Regions from separate parts of the Homo sapiens genome. Here region 1 is linked to region 2. A link is a loop called in an ENCODE intact Hi-C map of the cell type or tissue named here. Cell type or tissue: prostate gland. All regions are shown on one strand.

Region 1 (8,000 bases), 46 kb before region 2:
CAGAATGATGTGACAGTTTTGATATTTCAAGACAGACTTCTCTCAAATTCAGCAGAAACCTGAAAGTAGGAACCAGGGACATTTTAGCCTCATAGTTCTATATATATATATATATATATATCCTGGGCCAGGCACAGAGGGTCATGCCTGTAATCCCAGCTTCTGAGGAGGCCAAGGTGGGAGGATTGCCTGGGCCCAGGAGTTGGAGGCTGCAGTGAGCTATCATCTTACCACTGCACTCCAGCCTGAGCAAGACACTGTCTTAAATAAATTTTTAACTTTTTTTTTTTTGAGATGGAGTCTCACTCTGTCACCCATGGGGCTGGAGTGCAGTGGTGTGATCTTGGCTCACTGCAACCTCTGCCTCCCGGGTTCAAGCAATTCTCCTGCCTCAGCCTCCCGAGTAGCTGGGATTACAGGCGCCCGCCACCATGCCCAGCTAATTTTTTTATTTTTAGTAGAGACGGGGTTTCACCATCTTGGCCAGGCTGGTCTTGAACTCCTGACCTTGTGATCCAAAGTGCCTCAGCCTCCCAAAGTGCTGGTAAATTTATTTTTAAGACAGGGTCTCAGCTGGGCGCAGTGGCTCATGCCTGTAATCTCAACACTTTGGAAGGCTGAGGTGGGTGGCTCACCTGAGGTCAGGAGTTTGAGACCAGCCTGGCCAACATGGTGAAACCCCGTCTCTACTAAAAAATACAAAAGTTAGCTGGACGTGGTGGCACACACCTGTAATCCCAGCTACTCAGGGGAGGCTGAGGCAGAAGAATTGCTTGAACCCGGGAGGTGGAGGTTGCAATGAGGTGACGTCACACCACTGCATTCCAGCTCTGGGCAACAGAGCAAGACTGTCTTAGTGGGGGTGGGGGCGGGGAGGGCGGTGAGAAGGATCTTCCTCTGTCACCCAGGCTGGAGTGCAGTGGTATGTCAGCTCACTGCAACCTCTGCCTCCCAAGCTCAAAAGATCTTCCCACCTTGGCCCTCCCTGCACAGTAGTTGGGACTACAGGCCTGCATCACCATGCCTGGCTCATTTTTATATTTTTTGCCGAGATGAGATTTCACCGTGTTGGCCAGGCTGGTCCTGAACTCCAGATCTGCCCATCTCGGCCTCCCAAAGTGCTGAGATTACAGGCATGAGCCACCACATCCAGCCATAATTTTTAAAAATGGCTTCCTGAGGTTTTACAAGAAAATATGCACCTCAAAATACACAAATAGGCATGGGAATAGAGTACAGTGAAGTGAAAGATAAAATGTACTGAGAGCTGGGAGTAGGAGAGACAAGGCCCTGGCTGAGGGGGTGTCAGTGGGCCTCCCAACACCTCAAGCCAATCCACTTGGAGGTCTCCCAAAGTTCATCAGGAGAACCACCTACAGCCAAGAACAGAAAAGGATTCAAGAAAGCCGCACAGATATCATGCCCTGACCTGCAATGAGGCTGCTCACTTCCCATGACTTCTGCTTGATACCATTCAACCCTGGTTAGCTCATGCTGAAGAAATATTTACTAGAAGCCTCAGATATGGGTGCCTAGAAGGAAAAAGATCCAAGTTCTCTGTGGTGGTGCAACCTGTGGGAACTATTGCCTCATGCTCAGAAGGCCAAGCACTAGGCTCCCATACAATACCTACAAGACAGACACTCTGGGAGGCAGATTTCTCTTTTGGAGGGAGACCCCAGGTGCTCTCCTCTGGGTGCCCGAGTGTTGGAATGGGCGGATGCCAAGACTTCATTCTAGCTCTTGGTCAGCAGCAGCACTAAGGGTCTCTGAGAAGCATCAGAGATTTCACCACTGATGAACTGCCAGGAGGCTAGTGGGGGCGGACTGAGGAGACACTGAAACACCGAAGCTGCCGCCACCACCGGCTGATGCAAGTTTTATTGAGACAATATACAAACAGGCCATGGAAACAAGGGTTTTGATGCTGGGACCAGTAACGTAAAACGGAATACAAAAATAAAAAGGCACTAATCTGTTAAGAAAAGACACTCGATGTATTCTAAGAATATAAGTCATTTAATACTGTTAATTTTATAGCACAAAATAAAACAAGCTATGATCCCCAAAAATAATTTTAAAAGCTTACACAGAAAATATTATTGCCTGAAGTTTATGATCTTTAAGTTACAGGTCAAAAGAGTTTTATGTTGTTGTTGTTGTTGTTGTTGTTGTTTTAAAACACACAGTGAAGACCGTCTAAGAAGCAAGGCCACTGTTCCTCCTGTAGGGACAACGATCCTGTCTCAGAGACCTGTCCTTCTGCTCCTTTAGAAAACAGAACCAGCACAGCGTCCACACCGACAGCAGTTACTAGGGGCATAGTCCTCCGGTCGCAGAGGGTGGAGTTGAGGCAGAGCTCAGTGGTGTCCACAGAAAGCATTAGTCTTAGGTACTGTGTTAAAACAATCAAGAATTCATTCATGTTTAAGAGGTTAATAACCATAATATTAAAGGATTAATTATAAACACCTGGCAAAAAACCACATCATCCCTTTTCAAAAATAAAATGTTCATATTCCTCTGAGCAAACATCACAAGAGCAGTGGCCATCTGCCTCAGGCCTGCCTTGTCTGTAAACAGCTGTAAAGGAAAGCTAGCACAGCGCCAGGGACACATGAGCTCCCAGGAGGGCACAGCTGTCCTTCCCTTTCAGCTTTCCAAACATGAGCACAGAAGGTGTCTAGTCTGGGTGACCAAAGTCCTCAAACGGCAGCCGGTCAACACATCGTCTTCCTCGTTAACCATGTCATCAGGTGGTTCCACACAGCACAGACATGGCTGACTCCTGTACCGCAGGTCCTTCCCGGGATACACAAGTTTTTAACCAGTCAATGCCCTCTAGTACGTAATTTGTTTCCTTCCCAGGTGAAAAACCATAGTGAGTTAATTTAACATCCAAATATTTCTTTAAACATGGTAGAGCAGAGCAAGTAGCAGTTATGAACACCCACCCTCTGGGTCAGATGTGCACTGCTCTATGGAGCACAACAGTCTTCCCAGACCAGTGGGGAACCCAGGCACGAAGCTGAGCTGAGGCAGCAGTGCTGCATTCATATGTTTAGTGTGAAAAACAGAGTATCCCTGCCTCATTAAAAAAACTGACAAGGTTGTAAGTCCGTTAAGTTTTACTAGTTTTGGCACATATCTGGAGTGCAGAACTCAAGCTCGCCTTGTTTTGAGCTCTGAATCTCCTGGCAGCCCTGGATGCCATTTTCATGGGCTGAAGTAACGAGCTGATTAATTATAAAACCAAACCACAGGTATACTCTAGGTATATCTGATTCTGAAGTGCGCCACACAAGGTGAGTCGGGGTATTGGTCAGTAGACAGGGCTGAAAGGAAACCTTGCTTTCCAAAATGGCCAGACTTCTTGCACTCTGAGTCAACTGCTGTAATTCAAAGGTGTCAAGCCCTTCAGCTAAATCTGGTTGAAAAAGGCCTAAGGGTCGTGCCCTCCTTGAACAAGGCACACATTCCTCCCTCTGTTGGAAACTCCACTCATGGCTCAACATGGGCCGGGATGAACCACGTCACTGGCCAAAGGGCAAACACTGTTTCTAGGCAGAGTCTGGGGACTCTTGTGATATGTCTGCCACTTGTGGGTGCTACGCCAGGCCTGAACCCAAAATAAGCCAACCTGACACACCTAACCAGAAGCGGCAACTGCCGCAGACCGTGCAGAGCAGGAGGCGGTCACCGTTCTCACTGGCAAGGAAGGGCTAATCTCCAAGGCTTTTAGAGGAAAACCACAGATGGGAAGCCATGGCGATAGTTTTCCCAAATGACCATTAATTCTGTCTCAGGAACACTCTCAAGATTCATGAATACAGCAGTTATCTGCCTGATGGAATACTGATTTAAAGAAAAATTGAAAAATGGCTGTTCTGCTGGTTCTGTCTCCAGAATGCATTGCTCTAAATCTCAAAACCTAGGAACCTCCAGACAGGGCCACAGTCACAGCAGATGATCAGTAAATGAAAGCTACTCAGTAGGCTGCTGCTACATTTCTAGGTCTGCTGTGTTCACTATGAGCTGAGGCTTTTCTTTACCAGGGTCCACAAGGGAGAGCAGACTGAATTGCACAGGGTTCCCAGAATTCTAGTCTGCTATGTGCAGCAGATGATGGATGAACCACACGTATATACCAGTTGGCTTGTATGAACAGGCCTCTTTTAGCTAACAGGGAAATGCTTTAACATCAATACACTGATAAGTGGTTAATGATAAACTAGTTAATGGTCTCCCTAGTCACTAAAACACTAAGACATCAAATACATTAACGAATTTCCAGAGCTTGCATTTCCTTTGCTTGGGAGCATCACAGACACTTACTTAGACTGTGAGACCAGTATGAGCAGCACCAACTTTCTCTGGCAGCCTGACGAGATTGGGCCTGGGCACGGAGGTCTGGGCTTCAGTGAGTGGAGTTGAACGATTCATTAATGAGTCCAACGATTCTATGAACAACGCCACTTTTTAAGGAAGTTTAAGTCTGAACCTTAAAGGGGTACATTCACTGAAAAGCTGAACAGAAAACTGGCCAAGTGCCCTCCAACCCACTGCTCTTATCACTGGCAAAACAAGGTAAGCAAAGGTTTCCCTAAAGTACCCCCAACTCTGATGCTTTTTAAAACAAAGTAATCCAAGGGGCTGTGCACATAGCATGGCACACCACAACTGCATTATTTTGTGTGTTGTCTGCTACATGGCAAAACAAGGTACTACTGGCAACCAAGACAATAAAGGCCTCTGCTTCAGGGTTGTTCTTTTCAGATTCCTTTAGTTACAGCAGCTTCAGTTTAGAAGCTCAGAGGCATGAGTCATTCCTTGCACTATCATAAAAACCCAACCTGCTACTTAACCTGTTTAGAACACACAAGTCTAGGCCAGGCGCGGCGGCTCACGGCTGTAATCCCAGCACGTTGGGAGGCTGAAGGCGGGTGGATCACCTGAAGTCAGGAGTTTGAGACCAGCCTGGTCAACATGATGAAACCCCGTCTCTACTAAAAATACAAAAATTAGCTGGGCGTGGTGTGCGCGCCTGCAGTCCCAGCTACTTGGGAGGCTGAGGCAGGAGAATCGCTTGAACTCAGGAGGCGGAGACTGCAGGAAGGCGAGATTGCGCCACTGCACTCCAGCCTGGGTGATGCAGCGAGACACCGTCTCAAAAAAACAAAACAAAACAAACAAAACAAAACAAAAAAAAACCCCCACACAAGTCTAATTAATTAGTTTTCCAAAACCAAACCAAAACAAAAGAAAAAAAAAAGCCAGATTTTGGAGTTTTAGAACAGAATTCTCTCTTCCTTAAGGTTCACTTCCTGTTGTCCAAAGAAAAGCAAGATGGCAGCTAAGCCACTGCTTTGTGGAACAGCAAACATGCAGTATCTCGCCATGGCCTCAAGCTTTCTCTGGTGAACACAACAGAATCAGTCCCATGTACAAACGGGCAGCAATGAGAAGGAAGACCCTTTCCATGTCAACTTCTCTCCACTTGTGTGCTTCCATCAGTATTTCCAGTTTATGATCCAAAAGAACTCTAAAATCGGCTACTCTTTGACAATACGACTATGATACAAACATCAGGAGGCAGCCGCTGTGTGCATTCCAAATGTGTGTGCGACTGCCAGTCTGCAGAAAGCTGGACTTCGGCAATGCAGTGTGACTTGCCTATGAGAGAAAATGCTTTCCCACTTCAAAGGAGACTAGGACAGGCAGAACAACAAAGCAGCAGGAAACAGGGCAACAGCAATCACTCGTTTTCATCTGGGTTTTGAGGGTCAAAGATTTTGACGTGCGTAAAGGGGAAAAGCCCTTTGCGCCCGTTCACTTCGCCTTCCCACTGGCCATTTATATTCATCCTTGTGACTTTCACGATGTCACCAACCTGTATGGATGAAGAAGACAAAGTTAGCATTTCTCTGCAACAAGAAAAAGACAGTTTACATTAAATCACAAACACTACCTTATCCAAAGGGCCCATACATTATTATTTAGACACAGGGTCTCACTCTGTTAGCCATGCTGGAGTGTAGTGGTGAGATCCCTGCTCAATGTAACCTCTAACGCCTGGGCTCAAGTGATCCTTCCACCTCCACCTCTTGAATAGCTGTGACTACAGGCGTGCACCACCATGCACATTATTTTTTAATTTTTTATAGACGGGGTCTGTCGCCCAGGCTGGAATGCAGTGGCCCGATTACAGCTCATTGTAACCTTGAACTCCTGGGATTACTTGAGGTCAGGAGTTCGAGACCAGCCTGGGCAACATGGTGAAACCTCATCTCTTCTAAAAAATAGAAAAATTAGCCGGGTGTGGTGGTACATGACTGCAGTCCCAACTACTCAGGAGGCTGAAGTGAGAGGATGGCTTGAGCCCATGAGGCTGAGGCTGCAGTGAGCCGTGATAGTGCCACGGCACCCCAGACTGGGCAACCGAGTGAGACCCTGTCTCAAAAAAACAAAAATCAAAACACACACACACACAGAAACAGCTTTTGAGCACAAAGCAGCTCCCCACCCCACACCAACCTTCTATTTTGGCCACTAACCCCAACAGGATAGAAATGAACACATGATTCTGAGAATGGTTAAAGTCAAATTACACAAAAAGGTGTATTTTAAAAAAAGACCTTCAGGTGGTAGTCATTGTAGACAGGGTGTTACTCTGTTCAGCAGAGCACTAATCTAAGGTTCTGTATTGTGTACTTAGGTCCATAAAAACGCTACTTGAATATAAGACCCACCTAAGATCTAAGACAATAAGAAATAAGCTTTTGTCTGCTTAAACACATATAGAACCAGGCATCGTGGTACATGCCTCTAGTTCCAGGTCCTTGGCAGACTGAGGTGGGAGGACTGCTTGAGCCCAGGAGTTTGAGACCAGCCGGCGCAACGCAGCAAGACTACATCTCAAAATAAAAACAGGCATAAGGTTTTTATGGCACAGTCCAATGGTCCGTGCCATGAACTTTGGAGCATGCAGGACACCAAACAAATGTCCTGGTTCTGCCACTTTTAGAAACTACATGACTGTAGCAAACTGCTTAAGTTCTCCAAGTCTCAGTTTCCTTCCAACTTTGAAAGGTTCTTGCAGTAATTAAATGATTGTTACTTGAGTAGAGATTCCTGAATAGAACCCATCCCCCAACCCCACGCCCCCTCTAATGATCATACCCTTTGGATGCACGAAGGGAAGAGCTGGAATTAGCACTGAGAAGCACAACACTGTATATATCAGAGGATTTCCAACCTTGTCACCAACAAGGGTCCTCTCAAAACCAATGAGGAACAGGCTGAAAACGGGGTCTAATAAATGACTGTGATGGATACTAAGCAGCCAAAGAAGACTACGGGAAGATTAAAGATGAGGCTAAGGATTGAAAGCTGCCAAGAACACTCACACCTCACGCCTTCCAATTAACTTGTGAGTCTGGCGGTCTTCAACAGGATACTTTCTACATGATCCTACCTAATCAATTAAATAAATTTACTGAACATCTACTCCATGGAAAATGGGCAGGTCAGTTCGTATCCTTAAAAAACTTCTGTCTTTTGAGTGGGATACACAATGAATCTTTGTCAGATAATAACATAGTGTGAAAAGCACAAAGTGGCCGGGCGCAGTGGCTCACACCTGTAATCCCAGCACTTTGGGAAGCTGAAGTGGGTGGATCACTTGAGCCCAGGAGTTCAAGACCAGCCTGGGCAACACAGTGAAACCCTGTCTCTAAAATACAAAAATGAGCCAGGCGTGGTGGCATGCACCTGCAGTCCCAGCTACTTGGGAGAATGAGGTGCGAAGATCGTTTAAGCGCAGGAGGCAGAGGTTGCAGGGGTGCAGTAAGCTGTGATCACACTACTGCACTCCAGCCTGGGTGACAGAGCAAGACCCTGTCTCAAAAAAAAAAAAAAAAAAAAATGAAAAAAAGAAAAAAGAAAAGAAAAGAAAAGAAAAAGCCTAGGCGCAGTGGCTCACATCTGTAATCCCAACACTT
Region 2 (8,000 bases):
TACTTCGCAATTGTATGCTTTTTTTTTTTTTGAGACAGTTTTACTCTTGTCACCCAGGCTGGAGTGCAGTGGTGCAATCTCGGCTTACTGCAACCTCCGTCTCCCGGGTTCAAGTGATTCTTCTGCCTCAGCCTCCCAAGTAGCTGGGATTACAGGTGTGAGCCACTGCGCCCCCGACCTTGCAATTGTATACAGTAACAAAATAATCTACACTTTGCCTTGAAAGTGTGACATCCAAAGTCTACTTTTCTGGCCTGGTGTGGTGGCTCATGCCTGTAATCGCAGCACTTTGGGAGGCTGGGGCAGGAGGATCACTTGAGGTCAGGAGTTTGAGACCAGCCTGGGCAACATAGCAAGACCCCATTTCCACAAAAAATTTTTAAAAATTAGCTGTGCATAGTGGCCCCAGCTACTCAGGAGGCTGAGGTAGGAGAATTGCTTGAGCCCAGGAGGTCAAGGCTGCAGTTAGCTGTGATTAAACACCACGGCACTCCAGCTTGGGCATTGAGACAGCGAGACCCTGTCTCAAAAAAAGAAAATTATACTTTTCTTCTTTTGATACAAGAACGTGCATTGGCAATTTTTTTTTTTTTTTTTTTTGAGAAGGAGTCTTGCTCTGTCGCCAGGCTGGAGTGCAGTGGCATGATCTCGGCTCACGGCAACCTCCGCCTCCCAGGTTCAAGTGATTCCTCTACCTCGGCCTCCTGAGTAGCTGGGACTACAGGCACCCACCACCACACCTGGCTAATTTTTGTATTTTTAGTAGAGATGGGGTTTCACCATGTTGATCAGGCTGGTCTCGAACTCCTGACCTTGTGATCTGCCCACCTCAGCCTCCCAAAGTGCTGGGATTACAGGCGTGTGCCACCACGCCTGGCCAAAATACTGCTGAATTATAATTGCAGCACTCCAACTTGTAGTGCACTGAGCAGCAGCACAAAGGGATGAGAGTGCCAGGTACGTGTCTGCCACAACTACTCAACTCTGCCATTGTAGTGGGAAAGCAGCCACACTGTATGTGACTTTGTCCCAATAGGTTTAGGTACAGCTATATTCCAGGAAAACTTTATTTATGGGCCCTGAAATTTGAATTTCACATAATCTTCATGTATCATGAGATATTCTTTTGATTTTCCCCCCAACCGTTTAAAGATGTAAAAACCACTCTTGACTGGGTGCGGTGGCTCACGCCCAACACTTTGGGAGGCTGAGGTGGGTGGATCACCTGAGGTGAGACCAGCTTGATCAACATGGAGAAACCCTGTCTCTACTAAAAATACAAAAGTAGCCAGGCGTGGTGGCACATGCCTGTAATCCCAGCTACTTGGGAGGCTGAGGCAGGAAAATTGCTTGAACCCGGGAGGCAGAGGTTGCGGTGAGCCAAGATCGTGCCATTGCACTCCAGCCTGGGCAACAAGAGCAAAACTCCATCTCAAAACAAACAAACAAACAAAAAAACACTCTTTGCCCACAAGCCATAAAGGTAGAGTTGATGGGCAAGATTTGGCCCATGGGCCATTGTTTGCCAACTTTAGGTCAAAAATCTTCTATATTGAATGTGTGCCTTTTGTGTTGCTCCCAGTGTGACCCAGAACTTTTTTAAGGTCACTACCACAAATTCTTTTTTGTTTTTTTGAGACGGAGTCTTGCCCTGTCGCCGAGGCTGGAGTGCAGTGGCGCAATCTTGGCTCACTGCAACCTCCGCCTCCCATGCTCAAGCGATTCTCCTGCCTCAGCCTCCTGAGTAGCTGGGATTACAGGCGCCTGCCACCACGCCTGGCTAATATTTGTATTTTTAGTAGAGACAGGGTTTGACCATGTTGGTCAAGCTGGTCTCAAACTCCTGACCTCGTGATCTGCCCGCCTTGGCCTCCCAAAGTGCTAGGATTACAGGCGTGAGCCACCGTGCCCAACCTACTACCACAACTTCTAATAGATGTCTTCCCCTAAAAAAGACCCCTGATTATAACCACACAGCCTTGATAAATTCAATATTGGTTTGCATCTTACTTCATCTCTGTGTCTAGCCCAATTCTCTAGTTCAGAGTATTCAGTTCCAGATAGCCTGGCACATGATCCGGGCATATCCCACAGCACTGTCAACATCTGTGCCAGATGGAGCTCCCTCATCTAGTTATAGTATTCCAACCAGAAGGGTTACTTGAGCCATCAGAGTTAGGTTCTAGAACACAGAGCAAAGGCCAAATACTACCCATACCCACAACACAAAAACTGCCTCTCAGATATCGTGTTTCATCTGAGACTGAAGCTTAAAACACCGATTCTCAGTGCTGACTGAACATTTGATCACCTGCATAGCATAAAAAAACAACAACAACAAAAAGCCCAGTCCTGATCCCAGAAGACTGATTTATTTATTTGGCTTGCAGGGAGACCTGAGTACTATATTAAAAAAAAATAATGTATTAAAATGGTTCAAATATAAAGTGATACAAATGGTATTTATTGAGAAGTCCTGCTCCCATCCCATCCGACTTGGAGGACCCTATAGTTAACTACTTCTATTCATCTCTTGTGTATCACACAAATGTTTATGTAAGAATATTTTTATTTTCCCCCTTTCTTACACTAAAGGAAACATATCCACTCTTCTGCGTCTTGCTTTTTAAAAATCTAACAATATATCCTGGAATAATTTCCACATCAGCATTTTGAGAGTTTCCTTGTTGTTTGTTTGTTTGTTTTTATATTTGCATACTATTCCATTGTGAAGATAGACCATAGTCTATTTAACCAGTCTCCATACTTAGATATTTATTTCCAAACTCTCGTTACAAACAATGCCATAATGTATAACTTTGTGCATACATCATTTCATATGTATGCAGGCATTTCTGTAGGATGAATTCCCAGAAGTGGAATTAAATGATAGATTAAATGATAAATGTGCATCTATAGCTATGGTCAAATTGCCCTCCATGATGCTTTTAGCATTTGGTACTATTGCAGCAATATAGGAGAATACCTGTTTACTCACAGCTTCATCAACAGCGTGTGTCACAATGGGCTGGGATTATGCAGCAGTGGCTTAACTATTTCTGACACAGGGCAATGTTCCTCGGTGCAGCGGCTCAGATCCAGGGTGGTGAAACTCCCCCATCCTGAGGCTGCACCAAATGGAACACTTCACCTTCTCACTTAGTAGCTGAATTGGGGAACAGAACTGGAGAATCCCCATAGTTTGATTAATAGCACCAGCTATTAAATCCTTCAGCCCAGAGGAAAATATGTTAATTCTGCTCACATTTTATGGGCCAGAATGAGTCACATGCTAAGCCTAAATTCAGGGGGTGCAGGAAATTGTATAGTCCATATTCTCAGAAGTAGAGGAGAACTGGATATTAATAAAATTTTATGTTCAACTTTTAGACTCTTGCCAATCTGATAGGTGAAAAAAAATGTTCAAAGTAGTTTTATTTTGCATTGCTCTTATTAGGAGTGAGGTCAAGCATCTTTTCATATGTTCAAGGGCTATCATGAGTATTTATTAAAACTTCTAGCCAATTCTAATGTGCAACCAGGCTTGCACCTCCTGGGGCTTTCCTACTCAGTTTAGATTTTCTGAGAGAAACATCTTTTCCCTCCATGATTAGTAGGACCACAGTGACTGACCAAGGGAGAATTCGTTCTATAGCTGAGACTGCCTTTTATGTAATAGCAATAGGGTGTCTCATTATAAAATGGCTTTCAGTCAATAACCATAGCATTCTTGTTATATAACCTGTGTACCATAATGGGTGGCCAGATGGTCTTTCAGTAATAGAGCCAGAATTAGAAATCTTTGACTAAAAAACAACCAAGAGTCAATGCTTACTAAGAGTATTGCATCGATGCCTGTTATCATCATCTCTATTTGAAGGAGGAAGTATTTTATAATGGATCTTCACTGAACTCGAATCTTTGATAGGGTAAGATTTTTTTTTTTTTTTAATTGAGATAGGGGTCTCACTCTGTCACTCAGGCTGGAGTGCAGTGGCTTGATCTTGGCTCACTGCAACCTCCAACTTCCAGGCTCAAGTGATGCTCCCACACCAGCCTCCCGATTAGCTGTTCCCACAGGCATGTGCCAATCTGATAGGGTAAAATCTTTTAATGCTGTAGATTGTGTACGGACAGAAGACTTTAATCCTAAATCCACTTTTCCTAACACAAGACTAAAACCTCAAGAGCTAGTATAAAATCATGAACATAGTTTTTCCTGCTCAGGTACCTGTTTCCACTTTTTTATCTCCTACCCATCATGGAGCAGTTTCTTGGGACATCTTTTCTTCTAAAATTGAAGATTTTATTTTTGTTTAAACTCCTAGATCACCTAGGTTCCTCCCACTCAATTCCTGGTGCCAAGCCTATTCAGAAAGTAGTCATGACTGAGGTCAGGGCCTAACCCTCCTGGAATTAGGCAATCAGATCCGTCTATACTTGCAACACCAGAGTGACTCAATGGTCTTACAAAAGTTTACTCGCCATGGATTCATGATGTAATCATCTTAACTAACAAGCTGTATTAGCATGCTTTGGCTGCAATATCAGAAATCCCTATTCAAAATAGTTTGAGCCAGGCGCAAGGGCATTTATTATTTTTCATAACATGAACTCTGTAGCAGGCAGCTCAAGATGCAGGATGTCCAGGCCGTGGGTCTGCTTCTGTGTGATTTTTTTTGGTTCTAATTTCTTTCAGGTTTTGGCTTCATCCTCTGGCTGGTTATCCCAGGCCTCACATCCAGTTATGCCAATGCCCAGTGGGAGAAGGACAGTCATTTCCTTGTGTCCTTTTTTTAGAGACAGGGTCTCACTATGTTGCCCAGACTGGAGTGCAGTGGCACGATCATCATTCACCGCAGCGTCAACCTCCTGGGCTCCAGTAATCCTCCTGCCTCAACCTCCCAAGTAGCTGGGACCACAGTTATGTGCCACCATGCCTGGCCTTGTGTCCTCTTTTATTTTTTTCTTTTTTGCAGAGATGAGGTCTCTCACTATGCTGCTCAGGCTGGTCTCAAACTCCTGGCCTCAAATGATCCTCCCACCTTGCCCTCCCAATATGCTGGGATTACAAGTATGAGCCACCAAGGCCAGCCCTTGTGTCCCTTTTTAAGGGCAAAGAGCACTTCCTCCAGAAACCTGAGAGCTCTCCCTTTACATCCCATCCCATCAGGGCACATGCCCATTCCTAAGGCAAGGACCAGCAAGAATGGGACCACTTGTGCTTGACTGAGCTCATACAAGACTCTGGCTTCCTGCTAGGCATGGTGGCTCATGCCTGTAATCCCAGCACTTTGGGAGGCCGAGACAGGTGGATCACCTCAGGTCAGGAGTTTGAGACCAGCCTGACCAATATGGTGAAACCCCTTCTCTACTAAAAATACAAAAATTGCCAGGCACAGTGGCTCACGCCTGTAATCCCAGCACTTTGGGAGGCCGAGGTGGGCGGATCATGAGGTCAGGAGATCAAGACCATCCTGGCTAACACGGTGAAACCGCGTGTCTACTAAAAATATAAAAGATTAGCTGGGCGCGGTGGCAGGCGCCTGTAGTCATAGCCACTTGGGAGGTTGAGACAGGAGAATGGCAGGAACCTGGGAGGGGGAGCTTGCAGTGAGCTGAGATCCTGAGACTCCGTCTCAAAAAAAGAAAAAAGAAAAAAAGAAAGACTGTGGCTTTGCCTTCAAGCGGAAGGAAACATTTCTTTGGGTAATCAGACACATGCGGACTAAAACTCCTCCTTGCTGGATTTCAGGAAAAGAAGCCCTTTGTAAGATCCTGAGATAATGAACATTTAAGTGACAAATAGGTTCAGCACACCTGTATTAAGCATCTCCCAGGAGCTAGACTTGGGGATGCAAAGTGAATGTGATATGGTCCTGCTTGGTGGTACTTAGTCTAGTGGAGGAATAAGCACTATTCAATCTGATTTTAACTTGGCTCCTCAAATAGCCTTCCTACAGAAAGAGAATGAGCTTTTTTCCCCTTTCACTTGCTCCTTCCCCACCCCCTCTTCTCTCCCTTCCTTTTCTTACTATCCATCCTACAAAAACTTCTTAAGTGCCTACTCTGTGCCAGGCACAATGCTCTGCGCTCGCATCAGAAAACTTACATTCTGGTCAGTTATCTCTCTTATTGTAAATGAGTAATAATGGTCTTCTGATTATAAGATTTATTGTGATTTTGGTTAGTACCTGTAAGACGCTAGCCACCTCTCGTCCTGTGAACCCAGGGCCACACTCAGGGCCATCAGTGGAGACTGTGTCATGTGCTGCCTAAACTGGCCAATTGGCTTCCTTAAATGACACGTTAATAGGAGCCAACAGAAGTGGGATTTGTTTGTTTGTTTGTTTTTGAGACAGGGTCTTACTCTGTCACCCAGGCTGGAGTGCAGTGGCATGATCTTGGCTCACTGCAACCTCCACCTCCCAGGCTCAAGCAATACTCCTGCCTTAGCCTCCCGAGTAGCTGGGATTACAGGCTCCTGCCACCATGGCTGGCTAATTTTTGTATTTTTCGTACAGAAAGGGTCTCTCACAATGTTGGCCAGGCTGGTCTCAAACTCCTGACCTCAAGTGATTCACCCACCTCGGCCTTCCAAAGTGCTGGGATTATAGGCATGAGCCAAGGCACCTGGCCCCCAACAGATGTTTTTTTTGTTTTTTTGTTTTTTGAGACGGAGTCTCGCTCTGTCACCCAGGCTGGAGTGCAGTGGCGTGATCTCGGCTCGCTGCAAGCTCCACCTCCCGGGTTCACGCCATTCTCCTTCCTCAGCCTCCCGAGTAGCTGGGACTACAGGCGCCCGCCACGACACCCGGCTAATTTTTTGTATTTTTAGTAGAGACGGGGTTTCACCGTGTTAGCCAGGATGGTCTTAATCTCCTGACTTTGTGATCCACCCGCCTTGGCCTCCCAAAATGCTGGGCTTACAGGCGTGAGCCACCACACCCGGCCCCAACAGAAGTTTTAAGTGGTGGAATGACATGATCAGTATTAGCCTATCGTGGAGAAGGGAAACTTGAAACAAACCACATTTTAAAAAAGAAAAAAAAAAGCCAAATCAACCCACAACAGAACTTGGTCTCTCAATGTTGCCCAGGCTGGTCTTGAACTCCTGTACTCAAGCAATCCTTCTGCCTTGCCCTCCTAAAGTGCTTGAATTACAGGCATGAGCCACCACACAGGTCTTTTTTTTTTTTTTTTTTTTTTTTGAGATGAGATCTCACTCTGTCGACCAGGAGTGCAGTGGCAGGATTATAGCTCACTGCAGCCTCAATCTCCTGGGCTCAAGCAATCCTCCCGCCTTAGCCTCCCAGATAGCTGAGACTACAGGTGCAGACCATCACGCCCAGCTAATTATTTTTATTCTTATTTTTTATGTGTGTGTTTGTGTGTGTGTGTGTGTGTGTGTGTGTGTGTGGAGACAGGGTCTCGCCGTGTTGCTCAGGCTAGTTTCAAACTCCTGGGCTTGCCGGGCACGGTGGCTCATGTCTGTAATCCCAACACTTTGGGAGTGTTGGGATTACAGGAGGGCAGATCACCTGAGCTCAGGAGTTCGAGACCAGCTTGACCAACATGGAGAAACCCTGTCTCTACTAAAAATACATAATCAGTCGGGTGCGGTGGTGCATGCCTGTAATCCCAGCTACTCAGAAGGCTGAGGCGGGAGAATAGCTCGAACCTGGGAGGTGGAGGTTGTGGTGAGCTGAGATTGCGCCATTGCACTCCAGCCTGGGCAACAAGAGTGAAACTCCATCTCAAAAATAAATAAATAAATAAAAACTCCTGGGCTCAAGTAATCCTCCTGCCTTGGCCTCCCAAGGTGCTGGGATTTATAGACATGAGGCACTGCACCCATCTGTTTTCATTTAATTTTTTTTTTTGAGATGGAGTCTTGCTCTGTCATCCAGGCTGGAGTGCAGTGATGTGATCTTGGCTCACTGCAATCTCTGCCTCCTGGGTTCAAATGATTCTCCCACCTGGGGCTCCTGAGTAGCTGG

What was found. Hi-C counts contacts between places; a loop is a spot of excess contacts. Peaks named below come from ENCODE experiments on the same cell type or tissue, not always from the same donor. Only the 100,000 strongest peaks of a DNase experiment are listed, where the experiment ranks them.
Region 1: it touches region 2 in a loop (1.9-fold over the local background); 24 of 110 quality-filtered maps call a loop at or near these places.

Annotation. Positions count from the first base shown.
Region 1 is chr22:20,947,601-20,955,600 of GRCh38, reverse strand. CRKL (CRK like proto-oncogene, adaptor protein) reads right to left here. Exons shown (of 3, transcript NM_005207.4): 3 at 1,854-5,890. The coding sequence ends at 5,756. Among named protein-coding and RNA genes, the nearest start is that of LINC01637, 5.5 kb to the left of the region's middle. RefSeq lists enhancers at 3,081-3,580, 3,581-4,082. In prostate gland, a CTCF peak has its summit at 3,297; DNase peaks (open chromatin) are centred at 1,500, 2,600 and 4,890; H3K27ac peaks cover 3,890 bases.
Region 2 is chr22:20,901,240-20,909,239 of GRCh38, reverse strand. No RefSeq gene overlaps it. Among named protein-coding and RNA genes, the nearest start is that of CRKL, 12 kb to the left of the region's middle. In prostate gland, no CTCF peak of the experiment used is centred here; no DNase peak of the experiment used is centred here.